Linked DNA regions of Mus musculus: region 2 is linked to region 1. The links are chromatin loops, found by intact Hi-C in ENCODE. Cell type or tissue: gastrocnemius. All regions are shown on one strand. Each heading gives the region's core, and the rest is flanking DNA. Links, peaks and the distances in the headings are about the cores only. Region 1 overlaps Gm31047 (a long non-coding RNA gene). Region 2 has its middle 27 kb from the start of 1700027A15Rik.

The links. Peaks named below come from ENCODE experiments on the same cell type or tissue, not always from the same donor. Only the 100,000 strongest peaks of a DNase experiment are listed, where the experiment ranks them.
Region 2: it touches region 1 in a loop (2.7-fold over the local background); 2 of 42 quality-filtered maps call a loop at or near these places.

What each region holds. Positions count from the first base shown.
Region 1 is chr1:72,945,535-72,961,612 of GRCm38, reverse strand. Gm31047 (a long non-coding RNA gene) reads right to left here. Exons shown (of 5, transcript XR_001778985.2): 4 at 13,052-13,224; 5 at 8,869-11,538. It also overlaps the pseudogene Gm17846. Among named protein-coding and RNA genes, the nearest start is that of Gm31047, 14 kb to the right of the region's middle. In gastrocnemius, for the core only: no CTCF peak of the experiment used is centred there; a DNase peak (open chromatin) is centred at 9,942; H3K4me3 peaks cover 428 bases; H3K27ac peaks cover 2,617 bases.
Region 2 is chr1:73,034,915-73,050,992 of GRCm38, reverse strand. No RefSeq gene overlaps it. Among named protein-coding and RNA genes, the nearest start is that of 1700027A15Rik, 27 kb to the right of the region's middle. In gastrocnemius, for the core only: no CTCF peak of the experiment used is centred there; no DNase peak of the experiment used is centred there; H3K27ac peaks cover 4,582 bases.

The DNA of each region.
Region 1 (16,078 bases), core at 4,988-12,987:
AGAAAAGGGCAGGTCTTCCCCAAGATAAAGATGGATAGACAGGAACAGTGTAAAGATCAGTGATTCCTGGCCTTGGTCTCTTCTGTGTCCCCAGTTGTCCCAGAAGGGGCACTACTCTGCTCACTCTTAGCATGGTTAATGGAATTAATAATTGCCCTTGAGCCTCAGCAGTTTTATGCCAATTCTGCTACGATAACCTGGGTCCTTTTTCTCAAAAGCAACACAATTCAGGGGTGGGGGGGAAAGATACTGCAAATAAAGCAACTAGAAAGCTATGCAGGACCACACACGGCATGGCAGGACATTTGCCTAGCATGAGCGAAGTCCTGGGTTCAATTCCCTCACTAAAAATAAATTATTTAATTAATAAATTAATAATAATAAAGCAACTCCTTCATGCATTTATTTTCTTCCTCTTTAGAACTTCCTTCTTCCTCTCTTCCTATTTCATTCCTTCTATGTTTTTTTTTTAATTTCTGGAGTTTCGTGGGTTTGTTTTTGAGACAAGACCTCAGATAGCCAAGGCTGGTTTTGAACCCCTGATCCTCATGCCCCTACCAACCAAGAGTTGGGATTGCAGGTGTGGACTACCATGCCTGGCTAGTCCTCCTTCTTTTCTTCTTATTTTTAATTTTCTGGTCACTAAACTGGCTTAACCCATACTGATATTCACATAAAGAATTTGAAAACAAGAAAAATCAATCTTCTCTCAATTTTTTCCCTTGGTTTATTTTAGGAAAAATTAATTTTCTAGAACACTCAGTTGAGCCATGGAACACTTTCCAGACACTGCAAGATCATTGTGACTGACAGCTGTCACTCCAAGGGCTGCAGGGACTCTGCTCCTGCCCCTCTGGCAAAGTAAAGCTGACTCCTCTTCTAAAGGTCTCCCCTAAAGAGCATTCCACAGCCTCCTCCTTCTTCTTCTTGCCCCATTCCGGTGCTAAGCACATCCTTCCCCGCCCACCCTCACTCCCTTCCGGAGCACCTGTTGCTACAACAAAGAGAAGCTTGGGGTTGAAGTTTCTGGGCTTGTCCAGGTGATAAACGGGGTCCATTCAGAGGAGATAATGCCATTTGTTGGATTAGCTCTTTTCAATCATCAGGGAAAGCTCTGGGTGGGGAGAGGCATTCAGAGAGCTCTGAGGATATAAAAAAGGTGATTATATTTAAATGGGAGACCTGTCAGCAGGCAAAGTCCTCTGCCAGCTGACACACAGGCAACTTCAATAGCTCCAGTGCGGCAGGCAGGGTGGGATTTGTGGCTCTGCACTCAGACAGCTGCAGCTATCCTAAGGGTGTGGGCCTTTCTCTTTGCCTTGGGCACAAGGGCTCTCTCAAGGGTTTTGTCAGCACTGCCTAAACAAGAACAGATCCAGCCAATGTCCTGCAAGAACTATCACAGGCTCAGAGATTTGAGAGCAATGGACACAGCCTATGTGATGCCACAGGGCTGGGGTTCATTGGAAGCTCTGATCGCCTGGTTTTGTTATGCTGGTGCAGTGGACAGGAACCACATATGGTAAAGGACCAGGACAGAAGTCACCACAGGCATCAACCAGTGTACATGACTGCATTCTAATAACACTCTACACTTATGGACATGAAGATTTGCATTTCATATTATTTCCATGTGCCATTAAATACTATTCTTCTTGTTGATGGTTTAAATGTAAATGTTGGGGCTGATTCAGTGATTAAGAGTATCTACTGCTCTTACAGAGGACTTGCAGTTTGGATCCCAGTACCCATGTCAGCAGCTCACAACCTGTGTCTCCAGTTAACTTCTGACTCCTACACTAAGTCTCTCTCTCTCTCTCTCTCTCTCTCTCTCTGTCTCTTTTTCTCTCTCTCTCTCTCTCTCTCTCTCGGCTCACATATTTGATGTCTTTGGTCTATGGTCACCTGTTTCCATTATGCTCAGCTGGAGGCAAGACTTGAGACACTAGAACAGGGCAGAGCAGAGGAAAGTTGTCCTCTTGGTGTCCACCACCATGCCTGGCTCTTCCTTCTTGTCCTTTAAGTGGTGACACAAAGATAGGGTGCCAGGGACAAGGTACGTCCTTCAAGGGCACACCGAGTGTCTGAATTACTTTTCTCACGTCAGTGCCAGAATGCCCAACAGAAGCAACTTTAAGGAAGGAAGTCTGTTTTGGCTCACAGTTGAGGGGACATGCCCATCATGGCAGGGGAAGCACAGGTCTAGTTGTGCTGACTGAACTGTGTGGCAGCTAGTAATGGATCCTAAGTCAGGAAGCAAAAGAAACAAAGGCTGGTGATCTGCTGGCTTCTTCCCCTTTCCATTCCTATTGAGCCTGAGTCTCCAACCCATAGAAAATACCACCCACATTCAATGTGATTTTTTTTCTGTCCATGATAAACCTCTCTGGAGGCTCTCAGAAGCAAACTCGCCCAGGGGTGTGTCTCCTAGGTGATTCTCAGCCCCGTCAAGTTGACAGACAAGACCAACTATCACATCCAGTGATATTTTGTCCTCCAACTAGTCCCTGCCTCCTAGTTCCTACCAGTTTGCAATAATGCCATTCAATTATGAATTCATTGATGGATTAATAGTTCATTAAGTCAGTGTCCTCGTGATCCAGTCACTTCCCAGAATCCCCACTTCTGAACATTGCATTGGAGAACAAGCCTTCAATACATAAGGACCGGGGGAACATTTCACATCTAGAGCCTGAGGCAGGGAGACCACATTCCACCTCATCCACTTTCCTTGAAAATTAAAAAGCTATCTTAAGACCTTTCTCAAATGCCTGGTTCTTGGTCATTTTCATGGTAGAGTAGGGTCCCATCATTTTACAATGGTATTGGGCACAACTAAAGCATGCCTGATCCTCCAAGCATTCTTCCACCTGTGAGTAACTTCAGTGCTACTCTATGGCTTTAGGTGAATCACTAGACATGGGGTACTGCTCTGGATTCTTGTCCCTACCACAAAGCCGTATTGCAGTCTCGCTCTGTGACAGTTGCTTCCTAACTCATATCATGCTTTCTCTGTAAGATGGGAGCAGTCACGACAGTGTAGAGTTGTTCGTATAGTATCTAACAAATAAGGGATTCACATAACATCTAATGTGCTGTTTGCAAACTAGTAGGGATCCCAAGAGTGTATAGTCTTTCTCCTGGGTCTGGAATCTTCCCCATGTCTTCCTGTCTTTGCTGCTCTGCCCAGCAAGGATGGTTTGCATCCCACTGTCATCTCTCAGGGTCACATCACCCTAGCCCCGTGTCAGTAATACATATTGAATTGTATCCTTACCACAAAGTACTAAAGATTAAAGTCCCAGTACTCTATAATCAAAAGCTACACTTATGTGGAAATGAGATCATCAGACTTAATCAAACCAATAGTCTGATTAGGGTTGCTTTCTAGTTTTCCATCTGGGCATCATTCCTCTGGCTACAGACTCCTCACAGTACATTAGAGCCCTCCATGTTCTCCTGGGTACTTTGGACTCTGGTCTGTTGAGTAGGAAGGGCATCCTACCCCCCCCCCCCCACTAGCTGAGCAATCTCAGTCTTTCCAGCTCTCAGCCAATGGCAATTCCAGAAAGCTCCTCTTTCCACTGTCTCTTTCTCTCTCTTCAAAAAATGACCATCAGTTCTGCCTTCAAATGGTCTGGTTTCATCCTAAGCAAAAAAAAAAAAAAAAACAAAAACAAAAAACAAAAAACAAAAAAAAACTTTGTCTATGTGTGAAATAAATAAATAATGGCTATTCTGGCTTGAAAGCTATCCCTGTGAAATATGCTGAAGGATTACCAACCTGATGTGGTGCAGGATCCATGTGTGGTTCTGCTAAGGGATCCGTGCATGCCTTGCGCTCTGAGATGAGAGTGGTGTTCCTGGCACCAGTATGGAATGGGTGCAAATGAACACACTGAGTGTGAAGCTGGGGAATCAGGGGCAGTCATGACGGAACCCAGCTCCATCCAGCACCAACAACAGGAAGCATTCAAGTTTTGTGAAGAGTTTAAAGAGTATCCGTGTCTTGTACAGCTTGAGGTTGGCTGAGAAAACAGGAGCTGCCATGGTCACTTTGCCCTTTGGATGTTGGAGCATATTGCCAGGTTTTGATGGAAGTCCCCTCTGAAGCCCAGTGTCATGGAACACTGAGTATTTGGGAAGAAGAGAACCACATTAAAGACATTCTGTGCCCAAATATGGTAGAGATGATCAAACGAGAGTGGCCACAGCACTGGCCTGGCATGCTGATGGAGTTGGACACTCTCTCCAAGCAAGAGAAAACACAGACAGAATTGTTATGCTCTTCCTTCTACCCCTGACAGAAGTTGAGGAGACCTTTCAGACACTCCTTTCTCAAAGAGAAGGGGATATGCAGCAAACATTATTTTGGAACATGGAAGGAATCTTCAGTTCTCTACCAAGGACACTTTGGGGAAAGATAATCAAGTACCAGCAAGTGAAAACCAATGCTTCTCAGGAGTGAGAGACTCAAGCAAACTGTTCCGTAAGCATCACAATGCTGGCTACCTCGCTGAGTCACATTGCTATTGAAAACTGTAAAGTCCTGAATACTGTGGCTGTCTTTGAATGAACAAGAACTGCAGTTGGGAGCAGTTGAGTCCCTGTCATTGCTGTCAACACAAAAGGCAAGTTGCAGCACCAGAAACTCTTGGCGATCTTTGTGGAGATGTTTGCTAAGCACTACACTCTCTCTTTGCTACACAAACCACTGGTAGAGGAGGCATCTGCAGAGACCTAGTCAGTGCCGTGTGCACTGGGCAATCAGCTGTGCTCGTTGCTGGGCTCTGGAAAGTACCTGGAATCTTTTCTCACTTTTGCAACCCACCCAAGTCAGTTTCTATCTCCTGATCCATTGCTATTAGCAATAATATCAAAATATCTTCATGCTTCTATGACCAACTTGATCGAGATGAACTTTCCTTCTAAGACCTCCCTAGTTATAAATATTGATTTCCATAGTGATGAGGGTGTCGATGCTTTCTTCAGTTCTTCCCAAGTTCAGCAAAGAGAAGAAATGAGGTAGATATGTTACTTGGATCCCAAGACTAACTTCCAGATTGCTATAGAGTGACTCTCATATCAGCTGCTAACTTCTATTGACCTGTGAACCAGAAAGGGAAGCTTCTGTTCCATCTCCTCACCTCCATTTGTTTGGTGCAAAACAATGGCTTTTTGCAGGGAAGTATGGTCAACCAGAGGCTACAAACACTGGAGAAAGAAGGAATCTGTTTAACAATGGAATAGAGTCACTGAGCTCTGTAGTCTTGCTCCTCTCCACCCAGGATGGCAGTCACTCAGTATGATGCCATCCTGTCTTGGGACCTGGTGTGAAGAGCCCAGTTTCTTCCCCTGATACCTGCTTACTCAGCTTCTATATCCCTTTTTTCCTCAGCTCAGATAACGTCAGGGAAACCTTTCCTTCACTCTCTGGCTATTCTCCGGCTATAAACACAAGAGCCTAAGAACTCACAGCCCCAGGTTCCTCTCAAGGACCTACCACAGCAGTCTACACTGCTAGACTATAGCAGGTCAGTGTCTGCTCCTCCAGCTGTTATCTCTAGAAAGTTCGAATTATGTCTAGTTTTGCTTATCTCTGTATCCCTTGTTTTGGAGTCTACCACACAGCAAATTCTGACAAATATTTGCTCATTTGCAGCACCTGGATTTCCCCACACCCTTCTTTGTGACAGACCACATTTTGCAAAAAAAAAAAGCCCCCCAGTGTCTCTGGTACTGCTGTTCCTCCATTGAGGAGTGACCTCTACGTTCTCTGCCCTTGCACTCAGACAAGACCTTGTGGTTGCTCTGAGAGGATCTGCAGATAAGCTGCTGCCAGACTTCAAGAATTATCTGAGGAAATGCTTTATAGTCTTCTGGCCCCCTTGACATGGCTTACCCAGAGAGCGCTCTACCATGATTTGAGGAACTAGAATGCCTGGAGAACCTCTGATGCTGTGTTCTGACAGAGAGACCCAGCCAAAGACTCAGCTAGCTGCCTGCCAGCAGTGCATGTAAACACAGAAGCAGCCCCAGGGGAGCCCAGAAGCAGCCACTGATGTACCACAAAACCTTGGGGAGCAGAGACAAGCCTCTGCAGCCACACCCTAACAAGTCTAAGTTCCTGACACACGGAACATGACAAATGGTGGTTTTGTACCCCTAGATTTGCAGGCCATTGTGACAATGCTAGAAGCCTCAGGCATTCCTTAGTCCACTGGCTCTCAACCTTCCTAATGCTGCAACCTCTTTTAATACAGTTCCCCAACCATAAAAATTACTTTCATTGCTACTTCATAACTGAATTTTGCTACTGTTATGGATCATAATATGAATATCTGTGTTTCCCAACTGTCTTAAGCAACCCCTGTGAAAGGGTCACTCAACCTTCAAAGGGGTCATGACCCACAGGTTGAGAATCACTGCTTTTGACCCATCTTCACACCTCCCACTGTTCATTGAAGTAACTCTGAAGTGCCCATTGCAGCCTCCAAGGTCCTAAATAACTCAGTAGCAGCCTCTTGGTCACTGTTCATCACCCTCTAGAGAACAAATCCCAGCCCTGACTGCACTAACAGCCTCACCTACATCCTCCTTCTCACCTCTGAGCTGCCACAGCTCATTCAACACTCAGTGATGCCAAGTTTCAGAGGGAGTGACCTCACAGGGCAGCCTTAGCAATTCTCCAGACACTCAAACCTCAGCTTCTAGGAGTCTCCTCGGTGAAGTTTCCTACCTACCTCAGATGCAGAGTTCTTCTCAGTGACCCTGGCACTTTCTAAAAGAGGATTGGAACACTTGCCTTTAAAACTGCCTTATATGCCGGGCATGGTGGCACACGCCTTTAATCCCAGCACTTGGGAGGCAGAGGCAGGCGGATTTCTGAGTTCGAGGCCAGCCTGGTCTACTAAGTGAGTTCCAGGACAGCCATCGCTATACAGAGAAACCCTGTCTCAAAATTAAAAAAAAAAAACAACAACAACAACAAAAACAACTGCCTTATATGATCCGCAGAATCGGCATCTCTTGCAGTGTTTTGTGGAGACGTCACAGTAAGTCTGTTTAGTGACATTCTTATGCAACAGTCTTCATGGCAAAGTATAAGTTTCACGTGTCTCAGAGAATAGCAGTTGTTCCCATCCCATTTCACAGCTGGGGAAACTGAGGTTTAGAAAGATGAAGTCAATTGCCAAGAGTTGTGCCCTGGCTGTTTGGTGGGACTATAACGTGAAGTTGAATCCTCCAAGCCAGCTCTCGATCACTGCTTCACCATAGAGTTAACTAAGCATGCACTGGCTCATAGCATATCTTCAAAGCTCACATTTTCACCTTATAAATCAGCCTTGGTTACAAAGTGGTATATATCTATAACAATTTAAAATTACAAATAGCAACAAAAATATACTATAAAAAGTCAATATATAAAGGATCAATGAGATGAACCAAGGGTTCATCTATCTCACTATCAAGTCTGAAAACCTGGGCCAGAACCAACATGGTAGAAGGAGACAACAAATTCCCAGAAGTTGTCCTTTGACCTTCATATGCATGTCTGTCACAATAACAGAGAGAGAGGGAGAGTAATGTAAATGTTTAAAACATGTAAGTGTAGATCTCTCTCTAAACCCAGCCTCCACTTGCTTTCTCTAGAAACAACCATTATTCAGAGATCTTTCAGATGTCTCCAGAAATGCTGTGTACATGGGTTTAAAAACCTTTTTAGAAGTCCAAGTAGTTTATTTTGCTTACTTTTTATCGTGTCTCTTGGAAGGCAACTCTTAAGATCTCTGGGTTCTTTCTTTTTTCTTGGCTGCATAGTATTTTATGGCAAGACTGAACTGTGGTTTATTTATCCAAGGTCCCTGTTGCTTGGGGTAGCCAAGAGTTAGAGAACAGGGCAGGGGGATGAAGGCTTTGGTGGGAAAGAACAGTAAAATGAGCAGGTACGAAGTTAGGCAAGCAGTGGGGAAGCAGGAAGTGCCTGGATTCCCAGGAGAAGTTCAAGAAACAAAGAACAGACAGACAGGCAGACAGACACCAGCTAGGGACACGTGAGAATGGAGGGGTTCTGAATACATTGTACGACATGGAGAAGAAAGAGTTGCTGAGGTGGCTCAGGGAGGCAAACCTTTGCCTCTAACCTCTCATCCCATGACTTCACAATTCCCTCCCCCCTCTCCTCTTTTTGCCAATCCACCTCTTTAAAACTGAACCCCACCTGAAAGAAAACAAACATGTTACTATTTATTCATGCAGGAAGGCCGGCTGGACACAATAAACACCAGCCTCGGCCTAATTAAGTGAAAGGACGGGGAGGTAATTCAAACCATCTCGGGAAAATATAATCTACCACTGAAGCAAATTCCCACCGTTCGGCAGTCAGGGAAAGGAGAGCAGCCTCCTTGCAGGTTCCCAAGCAGAGAGGGCTGAGAAGGGGGCAGCCAGACAAGAGGAGGTCAGTTTCTAGCCTGCAGGCTCCTCCCCACGCCCCACCCCTGTGCGGCTCACCTGAGCCCAGCACTTGCTCCTCTGAGCTCATTCACAGACTTGTCAGAGGAGCTCCCTTGCCAGCCTGGACTGTTCTGCTAATTCACCAGTGGAAAAATGGACCGGCTCAGATTCCAGGCTGGGGCAACCAGATACCCAGTGAAAATCTGGGCTTGGGGTATACATCTTTCTGCTCTAAGTCAAGGAGAGACTACAAATCAGGGATGCTCCAAATCAGACCCTCTTAAGGCTGTGCCATGGGCAGGATCAACACCTCCACTGGCTTTCCCTCAACCAAGAGACTGCAAGAGTCAGTGGCCAGTGTGAGTGCCCTAATTTGGTTTCTATTGCTGTGATAAAACAAGGACCAAAAGCAACTTGGGGAGGGAGGAGTTTATTTGGCTATTTGACATACAGGTTACAGCCCATCGTAAAGGGAAGCCAAGGCAGGAATTCAAGGCAGAAATCTGGAGACAAGCTAAAAAAGAAACCATAGAGGGGTGCTGTTCACTGGCTATTCCTCAAGGCTTGCTAAGTCTGCTCTCTTATAGCACCAGAGAATACCTGCCCAGGGGTGGCATAGCCCCCTCTCACATCAATCATTCATCAAGAAGACTCCCTACTGACTTACCTACAGGCAATCCGACAGAGATATTTTCCCAAGTTAACTCTAACTTATATCAAGTTGACAAAAATTGCCCAGGACAGCGATCTGAGGATGGTCTCTGGCTTTCACTGAGGACAGTTGACAGACAAAACCAACTAACTGTAATTTTGCACATTTCCCTCCCAACTATGGGGAGTTAGACCCCATAGACACTCAGGTTCAAGTCCCAAAAACCTCTACACTAAAAAACATGCCAAGGTAGGTCAATCTCTTTTTGCCTGGTTTTTTCCTAGTTATTAATCCCTAAAACCAGGGGAATATTCTACCCATGCAAAGCTGCTGAGTCCATGAATAGAATTAAGTAGTCCTTTCCTCTATAGAAGGCCTTTGCTACCCACCCAGCCTGCCTCGTCCCTTCTTTCATGACCCGGTATAACAGTGGGTGATTGATGGAACCTAAGCAGGCCTCCACCTGCTATGAACTGTCCCCAGAGCCAGCTGTCTCATGAGTCATTCTTCCGGGTTCTGAGGGCTTTGTGATCTGCTCGCAGCAGTGGCTGTCAATCTTCCTCCCTCAAACCCACATAGGGCCAAGGTCCCAACCGACCATCTGAAGCCTAGCTGTCCATTCTGGGAGGTTGGCACGCGGGAAGTCATGGTCTGGTCCCAAGAGCACAGCCAAAGTGCAGCCTTCACTCTTTATCCTCTCCAGGGTGAGAGAACAGCCACAGAAGGTGCTTTCATGCCATTACCATTGCTGGCTTTTCCCTCACCCTGCTCCCCATGGGGCACTGCGCCCCCTCACCCCTGCTCCCCATGGGGCACTGCGCCCCCTCACCCCTGCTCCCCATGGGGCACTTCATCCCTTCGATTGACCTGGCCTCCAGCTCTATCTTTCAGCCATTGCATCACCTCTAGGTCCAGTCTCTGGACCCTTTCCCAGGTCACCACACAGCATCTTCGCTCCTGTTCCATGAGGATGACTGTACTCAGCTGCTCTGTCCAACACAGACAGGAAAAACGGGAGATGGCCTCAGGAGCCCTCTCTGGGAACTATTTTTAGACTCCCCTATCCTAACTGAGCATCTTTGCGGTGCCATCTAAAACTCTCCATGACTCTAAAGGTGTTATCACCGGCAGTGTTTTCCAGAAGCACATTGGGCAAGAACTAAAGCCACCGTCCAGACACAGTACTGGGGCACCCTCTGAGAGCTTAAGGCTAGGCAGGGAGTGCCCATGGCTGTCTGTAGGCTCATCCTCACTTGGCATATCTTTTTCTTGGCACTGAGGATAAAGTTAAATTGTCCTTATTTCTCTAGATAGTCTTGGAATTTTTTCCCCAAGTCTTCTAAAGAAATTAACAGATACTTCACAGATTATCCAGAAGCATCCAAGGACCCTGAGATAGAGGTGATTCTGATGCCACAGACCTTATAACCACGGCCCTTCATGCTCCACCCCATTATCTTTGTGCCCTGAGGACTGGGGATGTGACTCAGTGGCAACATGGCTGTGCACCATGCACTAGGCCTGGGGTTCCATCCATAGAACTGCAGAAATAAAAAAAGAAAGTGCTTGCTTAGAGATACTCTAGACTGAGGAAGCCAGACCCATGCCATAGGTGAACACTTTCCTTTGCTGGGTTCAGTGGCACACGCTTGCAGTCTCAGTGCTTAAGGGACCATCTGTGTTTATGCAGCGAAAGTCTGTCTCAACAGCAACAAGAACAATAGCAATAATAAGCCTGGTTCGGGGGGAAATTCCTGTACAAACAGTAGTGCCAGTCACTGAGCAAAAACCTTCATCATCTGGGATAAGGAGGGTAGGGAGAGACCACAGGTCCAAGATGGAAGGAAATAGGAAAAGCCTACTGATGGCATGTAGCTACTGGTGGGAGACCTGTAAGCCCAAGGCTAGACCTTGGCCTCCTTTATCCTGACGGATGAATGCAGCTGGTGTCTAAAGCAGGCTGGTGATGAGGATAGTTCAGTTGAACTCTTTGCAGCCAGACAAGCAGGCAGGACTCTTGAGATGAAGCCTTGGCACCAAGCAGAACTCATCATTTAGGGATGGACGTGTGTGCATCAGTCTGTGACATTCTCCTTACTCACCCAACTTGTGCTCCTGTCCACATCTACTGAGGGTCTCCATACCAAAGGCTCCCATGGTGAGGAGTCCTAATCCCCAGACCCACAGCTCTCTGAAAAAAACTCTAAACACCCTCTTAAAGGATTTTTCTCAGAGCCCTCTAACCTGCAGAGCAGTCAGGCCTTCCTATGGAAGTCCCTGCTGGGAGCCAGGGAGAACATAGTTGCCCCTTAAACATTTGTAAAGTCTGAGGCACTGTGGCAGGGAGCCAAGACAGGCACTGGAAGATGGTGTTGGCCTCAGGGGAGTAACCTTTGTGCGTCCATGAGGCATTCTTCAAGAGTTCAAAACATCTGTAGAGAAAATAGAGGCAGGACTAGCAGAGTCTACAAAGATAACTTTAGTGGGAGGAGAGAAAAGGAGATATTCTGAGGCCCTACTTTCCCCGGTCAAGCATATTCTAGACAGGATGACGGCACGGGTGTGCTTGAAGCTCCTCAGAGATCATGGGCAACTTCACAACTTCTACTTAGGCCCTCCTCGGGTCCTGTACAAAGGTATATGGCCACATCTGAACTGCCAAAGGGGATGGATAATGGATGGGTAGGTAAATTAATAAGTGGGGAGTAGATAGAGAGACAATGGATAGAAGGAAGGAAGGAAGGAAGGGAGGAAGGGAGGAAGGAAGGAAGGAAGGAAGGAAGGAAGGAAGGAAGGAAGGAAGGAAGGATAAATGTGTGAGTGGATGGATGATGGATGGATAGATAGATGAATGATGGTTGGATAAATGAATGTTTGAATGGTAGCTTGATAGATGATGGATGAGTAGATAATAATAATGAGGTGGGTGGATAAATGGATGGATGACAGATGGATAAATGGTGAGTAAATGAACACACTCATGCTTACATAAAGGATAGGTGGATATATTGGTGAGTGAATAGATAGATCAATGGCTTGGTAGGTGTTGCAAGTGGATAAGTAGTTAGCTGGGTGGGTGGATGAATGGAGTACTTTCATATGTAAATGGAAGGGTGGGGAGGTAAACAGACAGGTGGGTAGGTGCTGTGAATGAGTGGATAAATAGATGACAGTGGGTGGGTGGGTGGATGGATGGATAATGGATGGATCGATCGATCGATCGATGGATGGAGAACAATCTAAGGCAGTTTCTTAAATCTACTCTTGTTACTTGCTTTGGTATGCCAGGCACTGTATACTGAAAAAATAAATCTTGCTTTCATTGTCAGGAGGGATCAAATACATCTTTTCCTCTGAGTAAATGAGAATACTCGGAACCACCAAATTTACCTTTAGGTCTCTTATTAAAACCACTTGGTCAGTTATGCCCACCACCTCCCATCCATCAGTCCATCTGTAAAGAGGAAGGGCAGGGCAGTCAAAGATACGGGGAACAACAGCAGTGGGCGGGACATGGACTAAGCAGCCTACGTGAAGAGAGATGTCTCGGACACTGTTTCTCAACTAGGAGAAACAGCGCTCAGACATAGTGCCTCCCATCACTAAGACAACAACTGAGGGTACAAAACATGGTTGCAGCAAAGCACCTCCATGGGGCGTGAGTTCCAGAGCCAGTGTCTCATGAGAACAAGGTAACCTGTTGATTCCTTCCACTGGTGAATGCATCTGCCTCCTGCTAGCTCAATGACCTGTTTCAACTCCCAGGGAAGCCGTGAATGACAGCACCAGTACCAGGCTCAGGTTCCCGTCACCCCGTGCAAAAATCTAACTTACTCATTCTATCCCTGTTCTAAAGCCCTGTTCTTTAATGTCCACTGTAACTCCATTGCCACATGCACACTCTGGCTACCGACTGTAATAAAGCAACTGATGGTGAGAAGTTACCTCTTATATCCACCACTCAGAGACAAAGGCAGAGGAGCACTGGGGAAGAACTATAAAGGACATTTGTGACAGCTGCATTTTTACTTCTGGAGCTGATCTGCAGGTAGAAGATGACAATGCGCTGTGCTGGGCAGGAACCACTGAGGAGAAAGTCCTTCCTCTCGCTAACTGCCCTGAAGGAAAAAAGTAATCAGTGACCATTGGCGCTGCAAGAACCTGGGGAAACAGCCCAGTCTCCTCGGAGCCATTTCTCTTCCTCTGGAAGCCTGCAGGACAACTGGAGAGAGTAAACAGAACCAAGACACAAAAGAAGCCCCATTTCTGCATGCCCACATTACATGAAGTTCTTGAGGGGGGTTTGAGTGAATAAAGTTGAAGACGCCCTCCTTTAAAACATAATTTTTTTATTTAATTAGATGAAATTGTATCTGTTATCATTCGTACCTCCTATCTCTGTCTTTGCTTATTTTATCTTGCTGTTCCATCAGCCTAATTGTGGAGGTTCAACCTTAGATGTCAAAAGGCAGAGGAGAGAAAGACAAACCAAGAGAAAGGCCAACAAACTAAAAGAAATAGTAGACTTTTGTGTCTAGGAAGCATCATTGAGAGACAAAGGATAGGGGTCTTGGGTGAACTAGATCTGAGCTCAAATCCCAACTCTATGATTTTCTACCAGTCATGTGGATTGGAGCAAGTTACTTAACTTTCCTGACCCTAGCATAATTAATTATAAAATAAACCAATTGGTGCAATGTTTGAGATGGTAATGTATATTGGAAAAAGACAATAACAAATTCAGAAGGCTAATGGAAACAAGCCAGTCTTGATCGTAACAATTCTGAAGAAAAAAAAAAAATGGGGGTGGGGGTGAGGGAGACAGGCATAGTGGAAAGTTTTTTTTAAAGGGGGGGGGGGGTCATGGGGATGCTGATTTGACAGGAGAGGAGACAGTGATGTTTGATTTGTTTTTATTTGTTCTGTTTTTGAGACAGGGTCTCACTGTGTGTGTTCCAGGCTGTACTAAAACTTATGCAGATCAGGTTAGCCTTGAATCACATAGGTCCACTTGTCTCTGCCTTCTAAGTGCTGGGATGAAAGGCATGTGCCACTGTGTCCAGCCCATGGTGGTGGTTTTTTTTAAAAACTGTCAAATCCCTTTCCCATCTTGGACTCAGTTAAGTAACAGACTCCCTGAAACTTTCTAACTCTCAGAGTCTGAGATAAGCAGGCGCCAGCAGACAGCTAGGCTCCTGCAGTCACTCTGATGAACTCTAATCACACCTCGTATTGAAAATGGCTCATAACTATCTCTGTCTTACAACGTACTACATGCAGGTTTGGATGAGGGTGAAGACTTATGTAAACTCTATATGGTAAGCACTGCTTATCTTGTACACTGATGGAGGGTGGGTGCCTGTGTTCAAGAGCATGTGTTTGTACATGTTCCTGGGGATTGAACGCAGGGCTTCCCGAATGTTGGACAGGTGTGCTACCCCTCCAGACCAAAGCTTCTGATTTGAAAGCTTTGGAATATAAAATACTATCCTTAAAGAGTCTCATCACAAATATTCCACAGCCTAGAGCTCATATAATGATGTAATAAGTGGATCATCAGTAGCTCAGAAGTGAGGAAAAAACAAAAACAAAACAAAACAAAACAAAAAAAAACCAGAGGAACCTGTCATTTCACCCAGCCTGTCCGATTTTTTAACAACAGAAGAGAAAAGCTAAGTCACCAGAGGGCCGATTAAGTGTCCTGTGTCCTTTGTTGCTAAGGTAGAGTGATTAGAATAGGCGCTAGTTCCAATGCATCCTCAGGAGGGAACATTTCTTTCTCTGCATGGATTACAGATCTAGTCAAAAATAGAAAACCATAGGCGTTTTATCTTTTGACTCTGGTCTGACTCTCAGCAAAACAACCAGGTGAAATATTGTCAGTCGACTTCAGCCCTCCCTTCCCTCATCATGCATCCAAGCCAGCAGATGGTTATTAATAAGCATCTTCACCTGCCTCTGCCCTGGGTTCTGTGCACAGGGAATGACCTCTGACCCCTGACCCCTGACCCCTGACCCCAGACAAGCTCAGGCGCAGGCTGGCTAAGCTACCTCTAGGCAGCAGGGGGAATGCAGAAGCAGCAGTTAGGGAGAGAGGAAGAGGCAGAGGAAAAAGCCACCACAGGGCTGAGTGGTGGAGACCAACCATATTTTAAAGAGACAGGCTAGCCGGGAGCAAACTAACAAATTCATGCGGGACAGTCCTCCTTACACCACTCACTGCCTTAAGCACAGCTTTGCCTTGGAGACCCAAACTGTTCTAAACTTGAGTTCAGATGGAGCCTGACTCCCTCAGGAGAAACCAATCAAATCCTACAACTGCTTCATTGATTCCTAGAGACTGATAGTGGCCCGGTAAGGCTAATGATTTTGAAATCATTGAAATCAGTTTTCATTTAGAATTACTTAAACAAACAAACAAACTCTGCACCCCTCCGCAGAAGGGCCCTACCCTGCCTTGTACACCGCTGACCACACCCACCATGGCTCTACCTAGTGGGATTTTTTGGAGAATCCCTAACACCAAATACAAGGTAGGGGAGGGGCATACGGGGGCTTTCTTGTGGATGTGGTTTGCCAGGAGACAGCTGCAACCCCAGGCTCTGCTCTGTTTGTGAGTGTAACAGGGAACTCCGAACTCCAGTCTGGAAAGATCAAATTGTGTTGTAATAGCCACCCCAGGAGGCATGGACGCGTTTTTTTAGGGCACTATTTCACGGTAGAGGGACCATATACATGTCATGGACGCTTCTGCGTCCCACTGTTTCCCTCCAACCGCTAGGATCCTATGTTTCCTAGACAGAAGCCCAGCGACTAAGAAAGCAGAACCTACTCAAAGTCCATGGAGGTCCCTAACCCAGTCCCCAGGAAAAGAGGTGTCTGGAGTCCATTGGATGCCTGCTCTCTCCTCCCCGCCCAGCCTCACACCCACTCCCCTGGGGAACTAAAACAAACAATACTTTAGAAAAGTCC
Region 2 (16,078 bases), core at 4,531-12,530, 90 kb before region 1:
TACGTCCTCAACGTCCCTCTCTAGATTTGGGTACCTGGGCATCAGATCTCCCAGCCTCCATAACTGTGAGCTAATAGTGAGCCAATACATTTTCGCATTTTATAAATTACCCACTCCCTGCCACAGTGGCTCAAAATAGACCAATACAGGAAAACATTATTCTAATTTGGAATGTAAGTTAAACAAACTTATCTAAAAATTGAAACTTACAGAGCTAGAAGAGCAAGATCACACTTCCATTTAAAACTTATGATGGCACCACATGGAATATTTCTCAGCATCGGCCCAGGGAGCCGTCTGCTTACTTTTTTGTTTTGTTTTGTAACTTTTCAGTTTTATGGCTACTGAAAGGAATTTTTTGGAAGGAATCTCTGAAGGAAACTTGGCAGGGAGCCAGATCATCTCCAGCATCTGCCATTCCTGTGCGTGAAGAGAGGCAGGTATTTCAGAAACAAAACCGGATCATGAACCTGAAGCCATCCTAAACAGACAGGAACTCAAGACCAACCAGTAAGGAGAGAAAAGATGCAACTCAGGCCTAAAGGCTCTTCAAGTACCAGAAGCAACGGACCTGCAAAAGTAAGTCCCAGAGAAAAATAAGTTATTACACCAAAAGGAAAAAGAAGTACAGGTTTAGGATGAATCAGAAAGGCTAGGTGAACTGTTTCCAGACTTCTAATCCATTCCTCAATACACTGCCAGATGGCTTCTACTCTCTTTGCACCTCCATTGTCTTTCTAACATCCGCTCTACATTCTCTTGTGACCTCATCACTTCAAAATACAAAGAACATGTCTCAGTGTTTCCAACATACATTTTTTGACAACATTTGACTCTAATCTCATTAAAATGGTAATAAATTCATACAAATAAGTGTGTAGACCTTGAAATGGAAGACTATGGTACATCACAAATTCTGAGGTTCCTGCACTTCCCTGATGGCCCACTAGTCTCTCTTTGTTTCTTATTTTCTCAGTCTATTAAATAGGAGCATGTGTCTCTCTTAAAGTGTGGGTGAAAGGTAATCATATATTCTACCTGAGATATGACCAAAGGAGACACACAGATTAGTTTTGATTGGTTGATTGGTTTTGGTTTTGGTTTATTTTGTTTTGTTTTCTATCAATGTAACACAAACTAAAGTTATCTGGGAAGAGGGATCCTCAATTAAGAAAATGTCTCCATCATATTTGCCTATAGGCATGTCTTTGGGGGCATTTTCCTGATTAATGATTGATTTGGGACATCCCAGCCCACTGTGGGTGGCACTACCCCTAGGTCAGGTAGTCCTGAGTTGTATAAAAACGCAAGCTGAGCAAAGCCATGCAGAGCAAGCCAAAAAGCAGCATCCCGCCCTTAACTATGCTTCAGTTTCTGCCTCCAGGTTCCTAACTTGAGTTTCTGCTTCAGATTCCTTCAATGATAAGCTTGGCTAGCTGCTTTTGGTTACACACTTTTCAGGGCAATATAAATCACACCAGGACGGAAGTCAGTAGAATACTGGTGACAGTCTTATTGACTTTTCCAGTCAACTGAAAACTACAGAAAAGTATGTAAGCATTGTCACTAAAGTTGGCCCAGTTGACTACAGGTAGAGCATTCATTATTGAAGTAGATCTGTTTTCCTCGCCGCAAGGCAAACCCACCTAAGTGTAAGACTTTAATGAAGTAATGCATGGTAGGTATTAGAGAACAAAATACACTTACAATAAAAGTGTGTTACATGGCATTTGAAAAAAATCTTATAATTTTTCGACAACTTCTATTAATAGATTACTATTCCACAATGCTGAAAACTAAACTTCCTAGCTGGGTTTGATGGTGTACACCTATAATTCTAGCACTTGGAAGGTGGACGCAAAAGAATGGGGTGCTCACGGTCTTCCTCTGTTTAGTGTAGCAGTTCTGAACCCAAAGGTCGTGACCACTTTGGAGTCAAACTACCCTTCACATGGGTCGCATAGCAGATACCTTGAATATCAGACATTTGCATCATGATTCATAACAATAGCAAAATTACAGTTATGAAGTACCAACGGAAATAATTTTATGGATGGGGGGTTTACCACACGTAAGGAACTGTATTAAAGGACCACAACATTGGGAAGGTTGAGAACCATTGAGTTAATGAATTCAAGAAGACACTGTCTCCAAAAAAAAGTTCAGAATTCTTCCCTGTCTCTCTCATACTGTCATTCTATAGAATTGTGCATCAAATACCAGTGATGCCAGAGTACAGTGGTGAAGGCTAGGGTAAGCCCTTGACTCCTATTAACACCTCTGAGACAGACTGATACTTGCTTTGAGCAAATCACCCTCTGCTCCGCCTCCTTCCCATCTGTAAAATGGAACTGTTGAATTTCTAACTTTGGCCAGATTCCAAACTCTCAAAGTAACAATGCGTTTGGAAATGCTTGTCTCCGGTCATGCCTTCTGAGACCACCTCCCCTCTTACTGGGGTCTTTATCTCACTGAACCCCAGCTTTGGTATTTGGTCTCTGACCTCAGGTTCTATGGCATGTGTGCATCAACACGCTCAACAATTTGCCAGTTTTCAAGACCAAGAAACTACCTTACCAAACTCTACATAAGGTCTGCCTCCTGGAAGTGCAGGTAAGGCACAAGCATGTGATTGGGAATGAGAGTAGTTCCTGTCACTGACTTCCTGGTGGCTTTCTTTGCATCCTAGTAAATGCCCTTCAGAAGAAGGATGCCTTGGGAGAGGAACTAGTCAGGAAGCCTTTCATTGGCTCCAAAGCACAGAGCCCCCAGCTAACTTTCTGGGGCATCTTTGACTTGGATATGCGTCTCTCCCTTGTTTACACCTCTCTTGTTAAAGCCTTCCTTCCCACTTAAACTCTCTTTTGTCAGGTCTCTTTTATTAAGGCAACGCTGACAGGTCTTAGCATAAGGAATGATATGGAGACAAAGGCAACCTCATGGGCCTCACAGGCCTGCCATACTGAATGCCCTGAAACACAGAGACTGAAGTATGCTGGGAGCTTATCACTCCTTTCTGCATCGATCTCTGTAAAGTCCAACCATTGAGAGGACACTCCATCCCGTTCACACAGCTCTCAGAAGAGAGTCTAACTACTGCCTCAGCCACCATTTCCATAGTTCATATGGGAAGCAAATATGTTCCTCTACTGGATTGGCCATGTAGCCCTTTGCTTCAAATGAGTAGCATCTGCAGAGGTAGGAAAACAGCAAATAGGATGGGCAGGAAAACATCTGTGTTTCAAGCTGAGTAAATGCCAAGAGAAGGCAGAAGCTAGAGGACCTGCGAGTTCCTGAAAAAATGGAGCCATCTTCCTGAGAGCTAGATATGCTACTGAAGAAAGATAGCCTGTTGCAGGAGGCCAGGTGGGAAATGATGACATCGTGAGCTAGGTCTCAAAAGCAGGAAGCAAGAAGGTGAAGGTTCGAGACTTTTGAGGTGAAATCATGAGACTTCAAACACTGGGCAAATTGGGAAATGGGCAGAGAGATAGGGGGAGGAGCCTGGAGGTGTCTGAGCTCTGAGCTTTGGGCACAGGATGGTGCCATGCTCAGAGAATGGTAACTATCTATCAGGTGTGCTCTAGGGACACACTAAATCTAAAATGTCAACGTGAGAGCTAAAAGTACTTAATAAGCATGACCTGTCTTTGGTCCCTAGAACCCACATACAAAGGAAAAATCAGACATGGTGGTATATGCTTGTAATCCCAGAGCTGGGGAGACAGAGACAAGAAGTACTCTGGGGCCTGTGGGCCAGCCAGTCTAACCTAACTGGTGAGTTCCCGTCTAAAAAGTGACCTTATCTCAAAAAAGGTGGTGTTCCTGAGGGTGACACCCTAGATTATCCTCTGGAACACCTGCATACAGATGTGAATCCATGAACACACACACACACACACACACACACACGGGGGGGGGGGGGGGGGAGATGAGATATCCCATTTGGGTTTGGGCCTGGAGCTCTGAGGACAGAGTTGGCATAGTTAACACGTTGACTACTGGATGCCTCTGACTCAGCATCACTCAGTACATGTCATCATGTCATTTCATTTCTCCCCACTCCCCAGCTCCTAAACCAGCTCCACCATCAGTACCTGTTTTGCTATTAAGGCTCCACCCTACAAGATCAGAGTCTATCTCATTCATCCAGCCATAGCAACAGACACTGTAATATATCTAGCCTTTTGTTAGAGGTTAAAAAAAAATCATGAAAGAATAAACAGCTGATTAAACCAAGTAATTAACTGGTTTTTGTCCCTCTTCCTCCTCCTCCTCCTCTTCCTTCTTCTAGAACATTCTGTCTCATTTCCATATCCTTTCTTCCTCTCCCTTCCCCCCCCCTCCCTCTCTCTTTCTCTCTCTCTCTCCCCCCTCCAGGACAAAAAACAGGTCTGCTAGTTTACAATTCCTAAGGTCAAATCTTATGGTGACCCCAGCACCTGGAGCCCCAAACCTTTGACCTAAAAGCTTCAAAAGGCCATTCCAAGAACTCAAGCAGGCACTCCAGAGAGACTGAACAGATCCGAGAGCCCCTGCTTGGTTTTATGACTTGTTTGGGTGTCTAAAATTATACTTGTTTCCTGCAAGAGCTATGCTTCAGGATGCAATGCAGTGAAATTTTGTTTGCTTCAACATAAAGTCACTGCTTTCTCCGTCATGTAAGTAGACACCAGTGCAGCCATTATTTTGCCAATCCCTGTTCTTTGTCCTTCAAGGTTTCCAGGAACTCACTGCTCTTCTGCCACAGGCAACCGGAGTAGGGAGAGGAGAGAGAAGTGCTGATCACAGAAGAATATGCCCCTGGACCACAGCCTCCCCGGGCTTAAGGCTTCATTAATCAATCAGCCAGGAAAGCACGCTTAGCTCTGCTGTCCTGGATACTGTGAAAGGAGAATCACAGATGTGGCACTCGAAAGGCTCCCAGCCCCAGGCCACGCTGTCTCCTATTTTTGTAAAACACTTCAAAGATTGTTGAACACGAAGCTGAACAAAAAAAGCAGAAGGCTTGAAAAGAATTCTAGAGTTCTCTTTGGGTCATACGTTTATTCTGTGGCAGCTAAAGGATGGCTGCTTTTCTTCATTCCTCTGTTACATAAACTTTGCAGAATATCTGGCTTTACCAAGCAAGAGCCATATAGCACTGAAGGGAAGCAGTCAGTTCCAGATCCTAGCTGGGGCTAGTTGGTGGGTAAGAAAAAAAAAAAAAAAAAACAAGAAATTACCAACTTTTGAAAAAAAAAAAAACATTTCAGCTCAATTCAAACCCAAGTGACAGAGAAATGGTATTAATTAATGCAAAAGCCTGGAGAAGTACCACAGAGTAGTTCTGGAGTAGAATATGCATAATTCAGGAACTACTTCCTATTTAATAAAGAAGCCTCCAGAATTGCAGCCTCGGAGCCTTAGCTCTGGTAGGTGCTCACTAAAGACCTGATGTTTGTGCTCTTTACAATACAGGATCAATATCACATATTCTTCACCTGAACCTGCACTGGGATCTTGACAGAACAATGTTCAAAGGATTCAGCCAGTATAGCCAACCTTCTATATCATTAGAGGATACAATTTCCTGTCTAAGGGTAAAAGGTTTTCAAACTTGACTTTCTCTTTCCAACATCTGGGATCCCCTGTTTATCAACCATGGGACTCAAAGCTTTGCTTGTGTCCAGGTGGGATCTGCTTTGATGCCACTGAGTAAGGGTGGGTAAACCCCTTTCCCATCAGAATCACAGGTAAAGACATTAATTGGCTAAAAAGAGCCTGGGTCTTAGCTTGCTCCCTTCCTCCCCTCAGACTTCTTTAAGCTACAACTAGAGATCTCTATCCTGGGACCTTCTATCTGAGGACGGCCCATCCTACCACAGGAGAATCTTGTGACTTCCTGGTGACAATCTCTTTTTCATCTCTGAGAACCTAGTCCTTGCCATTGAAAACCAGAGGCTGACTCATCCATAGACTCAACACAGCTGAGGGAAAACTCAGGGAACCTGAATCAGGGTGGTGGAAGTTAAACCAATGGAAACACAAAGGGTAGGGGGGAATACACAGAGAAAGGCAGGAGACAAAAACCAAATGAAACCCAAGCATAGCAAAGTGCTCAAGAGCTACAGAGCAAGCTGGGACAATCCAAGGAGTCAACCAGTTCCACCGTCTCCCTGGTTACAATGAAATTTGAATCCACCCTGAAGATTGACTCTCAACGTTGATTTCTAGAGCATATTCCTTGGTCGGTGAAACTGATGATCTAATAGAGATAGCTTTAAGAGTAATTAAGATAATGGTCACAGGCTGTGATGTAAGGCCATGAAAATAACACTGCCAGACAAAACACAGGACACTCACTTCCACTTAAATTCAAGATCTATTTGTATAAGCTATGCCTTGGTCTGTATTCAAGATGGCCTTATACTATAAAACAGTTCAATGCTGGTTTTGAAATTCAAATTGAGTTCAGCATTCATATTTTTATTTGGTAAGTTATCCTATGCTAAAACCCACCATACCTAACCACTCAAAAATGAATCCTTTCTGGTTATCCACAATGATTTTTCCTTAAAAAAATTATCATGGTTTGTCTTCTCAGACTTACACTGTGTTAAGCTAAGCATTGGTGTTTGGGTAGTGAAGCACAGGTATCTAAGATACATCAAAATAGTTCTTGTTTTGATATTCCAAAATTTGGTTCCAAAACTGCCTCTTCCTCTTACAAGATGAGACTCAGCTTAAGCCTATAGATCATAGTGTCTGAGCATGTAAGGGGACGAGGACAGTCCCCTTCCAAGCTCTCAGATGATTCCTAGTTCAGTAGAAATATGATTTGAACACTACACAGGGTGCTATGCCCCTCTGGTGGTGTTGCTGTCAAATATGGAAAGAGATGAGAGAGAGTCGCCACGGACAAAGTAATGGTTACAGGAAGAAAAGGCAGCGAGCGACCTCTGCCTCTTCCTTGTCCCTCAGTGGCAGTAGCCACATCTGTCATCACCACGCCTTCTCATTTTCCACCCAACCTCCAGTTTGTATGTTATCAGTCAATAGTGTTTATTTTTGGATTTTGCCGCCCCCTACACACCAGGCGCTACCATGTTCCATTATGTAAGCGCCGCCGAGCTTGGCCCAGTCTATACTCAGAAGGGAAACTGCCAAGGGGGTCATGGGAGGCAGCAGTGATATGAGACCCTGTCCTGTGAGTCAACCCTAATGCCAGCTGGGTGATGTAAGCATCTGTCGGGGGCACCATTCACCTGCTGGCTCCTGGCCTTTCTTTGGCCATGATCCACACCCAGCAGGCTGGTGAGAATGAGCGTAGTAAGTAGGAAAGGTTTGTTTCCTGTGGCTCCTGGCTGAGAGCAGTGGCCTGGATTCCATACATCAGTAAAAGGATGATGGGCACCTCGTGCCCAACTTGGCCCTCTAAGGCTACTCTGGTTACCTCTCTTGTCTCCAGACTCCAGATCTAAGCTCTACCTGTGGTTCTCAAGCCTTGTACAGGGGTTACCTAAGACTATTGGAAAACACAGATTTTGCATTAGAATTCATAACAGTAGCAAAATTAAAGTTATGAAGTAGCAATGAAAATACTTTTAAGGGGTGGGGGGCACCACAACATGAGGAACTGTATTAAAGGGTCACAGAATTAGGAAGGTTGAGCATCACTGCCTATTACCTTGTCTGAGGTGTTCTATGAGCCTTGCCTGCACAGCTGGCCTAGCAGCCATCTGCTATCATCCCATTACCAATACCAGTGGCCGACCCAGGTTAAGAGGAAATGAGGTTTTGGTATTTCCTGAATCCAGAAGTGAGGAGAAAAAGAGCAAGAGTCTTACGTGAGCAACAGCAAGTTACTTTGGGTTATAGGTCTCTAGTTTGTGAGAGGGAATGTGTCTGTAATCATAGTGAAAGGTTTAGACTGTGTATAATGATAGATAGATAGATAGATAGATAGATAGATAGATAGATAGATATGTGTGTGTGTGAGTGTGTGTGTATGTGTGTGTGTGTACATATCAAATATAGAAGCCAGAGGTTAACATTGGGATGTCATCCTCAGTTGATCTTCTACCTCACTATTATTTTATTTTGAAACATGATCTCACACTGACCCCATAGCTGACTATTTCAGCTAGCCTGGCTGGTTGGCCAACACACCACTGGGACTCTCCTGCCCATGCCTCCTAGCACTGTGGATATAAGTACCTGCCATCATGCTCAACTCTTTTGTAAATACTGGGGATGCAAACTCGGGTCCTCACACTTGTGCAGCAAGTGCCCACTGAGCCATCTGCCCAGCTTTAGATATGGAAAACCAGTGGCTTTCTCAAGCCTCCAGCTTATAACAGAAAATCCATATCAGGCCTCTCAGGCTCCTCTGTATGTGACCTAGCAGATCATTCCTACCTCCAGTAGTTGTGTATTGACACTGGTCACTACAGGTCTAGGAACCTATCAAGAACTAGGTGGCTGAATGTTCTTAGATACATTCAGATCCTTGAATCAATGGCTCCAAAGGATAGTTAGAGAAAAGGAGATGGGAGGGGCTTTTGGAGGTGGCATTGATGGTTGCCATGGGGACATGCCTCAGGCTCCAGTCTGCTCTAAGGCCTGTTCTTCTGGCTCTCTCTGAAGTGGCTTCCCTTTGTCCCTCCAAACCAGCTTTGGTTTCACTGGACTTGGAATCACCCTTTTCTGATGAGAAATTATTTATTTGGTTGCATGTATCAGAGCATGACCAAAGGGTGTCTGAAAGGTCAGGAGCCCAGCTAGGCAGCGCCACTGCCCCAGAATGCCCTGGGAGGCAACACTCGCATTATCTATGCAAGCCCCTCTGCCCTTTCCTCCCTATCTCTCTTCAGAAAACCACGGAGGGAAGCCAAGAGTGTCTCTGAAACCCTGAGAATCAAGACAGAGAACTAGGTATGCTGGAGGAGAAAGAACATGGAGGATGCTAGTTTGCTCGTGTGGCTTACGCCAGGGATCCAGATCTAGTTCTCATGTGCTTCTATGGTTGTGACTGTGTCTGTGAGCCTCCCAGTATTATCCTCTAATTTCATTTCTGAAACTTGACTCAACAAACGGAATGAACTTTTTAGTCTGACAGGACCCAGAAGACCAGTCTCCCTTTGAACATACAGCACCTGGTTCTCTTCAAATACAGCACTTGAACTCAAAAATCATCCAGAACAGGATAGGGAACAAGAGAATAGTGGGTAACAATCAGTTCTCCAGAAAGAAAAAATAAAAAGTATACATAAAATAAATTTTCCTGATACAAGCTGTATGGTGTAAAATGTATGACAGTTCATAAAATACAAATGAGGTAAGATAGGTGACAGACTTCATCATAACCTCTATGGAGCCAACTGCTTCCCACAGTTTGGGAATTTTTGCCAGATGTGTATTGGTAGGGAATCTGGGACTGTGGCTCACCATGATTTGACCAACAGCTGTTTAGTCATATCAACTGGTCTGCAAACCCCCAGCCAATTTAGCAGGTCCAAGCTAATGGGAACTTCTGGAACAGAACAGGTGACTTTAGTATTCCAACGAGCTACTTCCCTACTCCCCCAAATGAGTAGAGGGTCCCCAAGGGCAGGGCCTGTTCCTGTCTATCTTCACAGCCTCATTCGCATCACAGCCTGGGCAGTCAGTCATCCCAGCACTCCCTGGATGGAGCCTCCTCTCCTTAATTCACCCTGAGAAGATAGCCAAGCAGGCAGGATCTGATCAAGTAGGAACAGGTGTCCAGACGGAGAGTGTCCAAGGATTGATGGTGACAAGTGATGGGTGGCCAAGAACACCCCACAGCACAGTGAGTTAGAGACTAGAGAGAAGAGGCAGCCAGGGAGTAGGGAGGGTAGAGGTCAGCGAGGGCCTCCCTGGCAGGAACACAAGCAAAGGCAGGGCAGAAGGCTGGCTAGTCTAGCACTGGGATGGAAAGCAGTGTTCTAAGATAAAGAAGGTCCCTAGTCATGTGGACAGTATAATAAATATTACAACAGAAGAGATTTGATAAACAGCAAACAAGTGTCCCTCCTAGTAGAGACTTCTCTTCAATGTAAGGAAGCTCCTAAGGATGTGATTGACAAAGACAGGTGAGGCAGGCTAAACAAGGAACAGCCAGTGTTTCATTCCTGTCACTTCCCTCAGGATCTGGGAGGACTCACCAATAGGGTGGCAATACTTGCCAAACATGTTTGCTAGAAGAAAAGCTGGGTGGGGGTCCCAGGTGAAGACCCAGAGGGCCTCAAGTTCTATGGCATCAGCTGTGTAAACATTCCTCCAAAGTCTCCATTCTGGAGGCCCGAATAGGGACTATTAAAAGAAAGAGAGCCTAACCTAGAAAGTAAGTCCTCTTGTGGACTGAGCTGTTGCTTCTTTGCTCCTTCCAAATCCCCCTGAAGCCTCGGACTTGAGAGAGAGAGAGAGAGAGAGAGAGAGAGAGAGAGAGAGAGAGAGAGAGAGAGAGAGAGAACCAGCCAGCCCTACTGGTTACCTGGTTACCTCAGTCTTTCTAAGAACACAAACCACTCCTGGACTATGAAGCCATGAATGATCAAGCCTACTGAGCACACAAGCCCTCTGCCATTTGTTCTTGGCAGACTCCTGGACTAGAGGCTCTCAAGAGCTCACAGTGTGATACATGCACTGCTTAATAATCATAGAGATAATTAAGAAATTAAGAAATAATCACGTTTCCCCAAATGATTTGATGTCATTTTTCACAGGTGGCCTCTAGGGTCCCGAAAGGAGTCAATGAGAAAGATGATGAGCAGCTTGAAGGGAAGAGACTCTCGTCCTCTTCCTATATCTGCTATGGGACACCTTCTCCTCTACACTGAGGCTCTGCAGAGGGAGAGTCATCTAATACTTTACAAGAAAAGCACATTTAAATCACCATGGGGGAGCTCTGGCCTCTCCAGAGAGATAGCTATCTCCTAACCCCTTCTCGTTAACAAATAATAGACAACTGTCTTTACTGTGACTCTGACAGTTAAAGATGCACTCCCCCCTCAGTTCTAGAGCAGGCAGGCAGATGGACGAAAAAACTACAGGCAGAGAAAAGGAGTCATGGTCAGGAGAGGAGCAGAACAGAGGTGTCTAGACAAGCCTTGTGTCAGCTTCCTCCCTGTCTAGATGAGTTTTCGGATAATTCCCATCATCCCCTGTCCCAGCCCAGACACCCTCTTACCCCAGGGCTGCTACCCCCAAAGCGCATGAGCTAATGACAGTCCTTGTGGCAGTTAGTTGTATTTGTCAATTTGACACAATCTAGAATCAATCTAGAGTCTGGGTGGGAAGGGGGTATCTTGACTATGTCGAGTGAGGTTGGAAGACCTATTCCTTCCACCTTTTCCTGGGCTTGGAGTCCTGGATAAAGAAAAGGTTGAGTAGGCAATAAGATTATGTCATTCTCTTCTCTCTGCTCCTGCCTGTGACCGCAAACTCTCCCCCCTTCTCCCTCCCTTTCTCTCCCTCCCCTCGTGTGTGTGTGTGTGTGTGTGTGTGTGTGTGTGTGTGTGTGAGTGTGTGTGTGTGTGTGTGTGTGTGTGTCCTCCTTAGTTTCCTTCACGGCAGACTTGACTAATTTTGATCCAGCCTTGACCATTTTCCCGAGGCTTACAAATCCCTTTAACTGATCCTTCATGCCACACAGGCTGAGCCTGGGAGGGACATAAGTCGACCTCCCTGGTAGGCAGCATTCCTGGGCATGAGCCCTGGTTCCTGCCACAATACCAGGACAGAGCTTTGGGTCTCAGCTCCTGCCAAGGACTTAAGCAAAGGCCAGGAGAAAAATCAACAAGTGCTCTGAAATATTCTCAGCCTGTTTCTGCTTCTGCAATGAGGAACCCTGCCCTGCCCCTTTACCTACACACACTTTATAATAACAAGCAAGTAGTATCCAAAAGACAGCAAGAATCCTCATCTCTGGCAGGCAACCTGCCATGCTGTGATGGCTCACACACAGCTCACAATGCCACTAACAGATGCAAAGATATATTTTTTCTATTCAAATTTCCTCTAGCAGCCACCCATGATATAGCATGACCCTGACAGATGACTTTGCCACTGTGGTTTTCACAGAAACCCTACACAGTCACCCTTCATCTTTCTTGGGAATTCAGTTGTTCATGGCTGATTAAAGAGAGCGAGCCCAACTATGTACCAGCAGTTTCTGGAGAAGTGTGGTAATGATTGGCCCCACGGGTAGATAAAGGGCCCAGCTCTACATGAGGCTCCATTTCTGGCTGGGGCACCATCAGCAACCCTCCCTGGAGCCAGGCTGTCCAGTCAGACTGATTAGGTCAAGTCACTTTTTATCTGGGTACAACAGATAAGACTGCAGCATCACAGCCAGGGGTTAGGGGTGTGACGGATATGGCCAGTGAAAGGGAGACATAAGATACACTGCTGTTTGTGGGAGCTGGGAAGAATAGAATTCTCTCAAGAGCCTCTTTGTAAGTGTCAAGATGGGACACTGGGCCTCCTGTGTGCTGTACCCACAAACTAAAGTTGTGTTCCACCAGCCCTAGCTGGACCCTGGTTGTGCTGTGCATCCTTTACTGAGTCAGAGAGAGGTGAAAGATCTGCAAGTCTGACCGGTTTCTTTCTCGGTGAAGTACATGCTGCTGGCCCAGGCACAAGAGGACCTGCTGTCACGGTCTCTGTCCACACTGAGCACATCTGTCAATACACAGCCAGTCTCTAAGCTGTTCCTCAGGTCCTTCTCCCCACTGAGGAGACAGACTCTACCCGGGGAGTGGCAGCCATTTCTCTCCCCCACAGTCTAGGGTGGAACAGCTCAGAGACGTGAGACCTCCTGGCAACTACATTTCCCTCAGTTGTACTGTAAGGAAGTTGAGCGGTGTGATTTTGTTGTTGTTCAGCAATTGCCTGCCCACTACAGAGTCCAAATATTTTGTGAGAGCCAAAGACATGCCAGCCTTCTTTGCTAGCAAACACAGCCTACTCCCAAACCTTCGACGTACTCCCATCAGAAGCCCTAAGCACCCAGACAAAGACTTCACTCCTCGTCAACTTCCCTCACTTTTCCCTTCTTTGTGGCCCTCTCTTTGACTGTTTCTTGGATGTACGATCTAAGCAGCATCCTAGTTGTGTGGACTGAGGTGTCTGATCAGTTTTTAATTCTAAGCCTCTCACATGCATAGCAAGCATCCTGTCACTGGGTTATAGCTCTACACACTTTTTTAATCCATGGGATTGTGCATGGGCATGCACGTTTGTGTGTGTGCAGGTATGTGTACATGTGTGTGAAGGTGAGTACCTACATGTATACACATGTATGGGGAGCCCAGAGGACAATGTTGGGTGTCATCCTCAGGAATGCTATGCTACCTACCTCCTGTGAGACAAGGCCTCTTACTGGCTGGGAGCTCAGCAACTAGGCTAGACTGGCTGACATCTTCCTGTCTCTAGCTCCCCAGTGCTGATGTTATGAACACATACTACCATGCCTGGCTTCTTTTGTGGGTGCTGGAGATCAAAACCAGGTCCTCGTGTCTGTGAAGCACATACATTATCGACTGAGTACCTTCTAGGGCCTCTTTTTATTTTTCTTTTTGGTACAGGGTTACCCTGGCTGGCTTCAAACGTGTGATCCTCCTGTCTCAGCCCCCTGAGTAACCATTATGCCTAGACTTCCCTGTTTATAAGCCTTTGCCACCAAACCAAGCTATATTTCTTTACCAGAAAGACTCTAATGTCATCCATTCCCTTCTCTGATCTAATGAGATGTAGTCAACAAATAATAACAATTCCCCACGGAGAAGAGGAAGGCTCTAGACAAAGGAGATACAGGACAGGAAACCACAGCCTACAGCCTGGGTTAGAAATCAAAGACTTCTCTGGGGACAATGAAAATGCACTTTCCAGGACCTGGAATCCCTCAATTTGTGGAGAAGCCTGGGTAGGTGGAGACCCCTGGTCAGGAGGAGACCTCTGGGTATAAGGAGAAGCCTCTGCAAGGGGAAGACCAGGCCTACCAAGCTCCTCCAAGAAAGTCAGGTCAGGGAGAGGGAAGAGTGGCCCTCACTTGTGAGAATCCAAGCCTAGAATTTTGCTGAATACCATCCACAGGGGTCAGCCTGGCTTGGCAGGTCTCTACTCTGTAACCAGACACAACCCTAAGGACACCAGTGGAGAGGGCAGAGAAGCAGAAAGATATACAAAGGGATTCGGAGGATTTGGTTACCAAGTTGCACCAGCCATTTCCGGGAATCCAATGAGGCTGAGTTCTGAGAATCTGAGGGGGTGGGGTGCACAGCAGGGAGGGAGAAGTGAGGTAGACTGTGGAAAAGAGATGAACTTTACTCCTAGGTCAAGTCGGGCTAGTAGGCCAGGCTTCTCAGGGCAGAAGGCCTCAGAGCACTTTTCTCCCCAGCTGGCAGTATTCTTGTACTCAGAGGCAAGCAGATGCCTTTCAGCAAAGCTCCACTTGCCCCCAAAGTCTGTTTCCAGACTCAGTCAGCTCCTAGAAAGCCTGTAAGATAGATGAGCCCCCCACCAGACCACTGCCATCTACTCATGGCCCCAGGATACAGGGAAGATATTTTCTTCCCCTTCCTTTTGAATCAGGTTTTCCTTCTTCAGACTCTCCCATCTCCTCGGACCCTTTCTTGCCCCCTCCCCTTGGACCCTTTCTTGCCCCCTCCCCTTTAGCATGTCTTGCCCCTTGTATTTCTACTCCCTTTGTGGTTCATTTTCCAATAACTAACCCATCAGAGGATAAATGGAGGACCTAGACCTGAACCCATCCACTCAGAGCAGTGTTTAGAGTTGTAACAACAATTCCTTGGTTCTTTAGTTAGACAGGAACATGTTTGTCTCATCTCTCCAAGTCTCCGTGTGCTCCCTGACAGAGGAATATGCCCCACCCACACCCACACATCTTATTTATCTCTTTCCATCAGTTCCTTCATTCACCGACCAGGAAGGTGAGGACCACTTTGTCTATACCTGAATGGGAGCTGCACACATTACTTTGAAAACACCAAGTCACACAACATGACAAGACAGCTCCAGACACTGCACCAACGGGCTCCTTGAAGCAGGACAAATGCTTCTTGATGGTGTGAAGTGGGGCCACCAGGACCACACACTCCAAACCAACAATCTGCAGTTGAGAAGAGCCTGGAAAATCATTTAAAACCTCCAGGTCACACACCGTCATTGAGGGAAGCCCCAGGACAGGAGCTCAAACAGGAACAGAGGCAGAAACCATGGGGAAAAGTTGCTTATTGATTTCTTCACATAGCCTTTCTTATACAGCATAGGCCCACCTGCCTACAGTCTTGTCGCCCGTAGTAGGCTGGGCCCTCCTATATAAATAGCAATCGAGAATGTCCACAGGCCAACCTGATGTAGGCAATTCAACTGAGGTTACTCTTCCAGGCAATTCTTGGTTGCATCGAACTAATATTAAAGATAAGCTGTATGTGGATGAGGAAGATGATTCAGCAGGTAAAGTGCTTGTCTCCCATAAACAGAAGGACCTGAATCCAAATCCTCTGGACCCGGGAAAACAGCCATGTGCGGTAGTGTGCACCTGTGGTCTCAATTCTGTGGAGGCAGAGACAGGAGTCAGCTCCAGGTTCAATGAGAAACCCTGCCACAGAGAGACCCACAGCCGGACACTATAGCTGGGTGATGGAGGTGCACACACCTTTAATTCCAGCAGAGGCAGGTGGGTTTCTGAGTTCGAGGCCAGCTTGAATTACAGAGTGAGTTCCAGGACAGACAGAGCTACCAAAAACAAACAAACTAACTAAAAAAAACCTAAGCAGGGCAACTTTATATATATGTCTGTCTCTTTAGAGCAGTCTTGTGAGTTTGTCAACATCTTTCCTATGACAAGTTTTCTAGTCTAAGATCCCTGTCCATCTGTCTATCTGTACTTTCTAGAAGAAACTTTTGTGGGGTGTATGTGTGTGTGTATGTGTGTGTGTTTGTGTGTGTGTGTGTGTGTGTGTGTGTGTGTGTGTATACAAGTGTGTTTTACCTGGATCAAAACTAGGGCTTTATGCAAAGTAGTCAAGTGTTCTCCCACTGGGCTTCATGC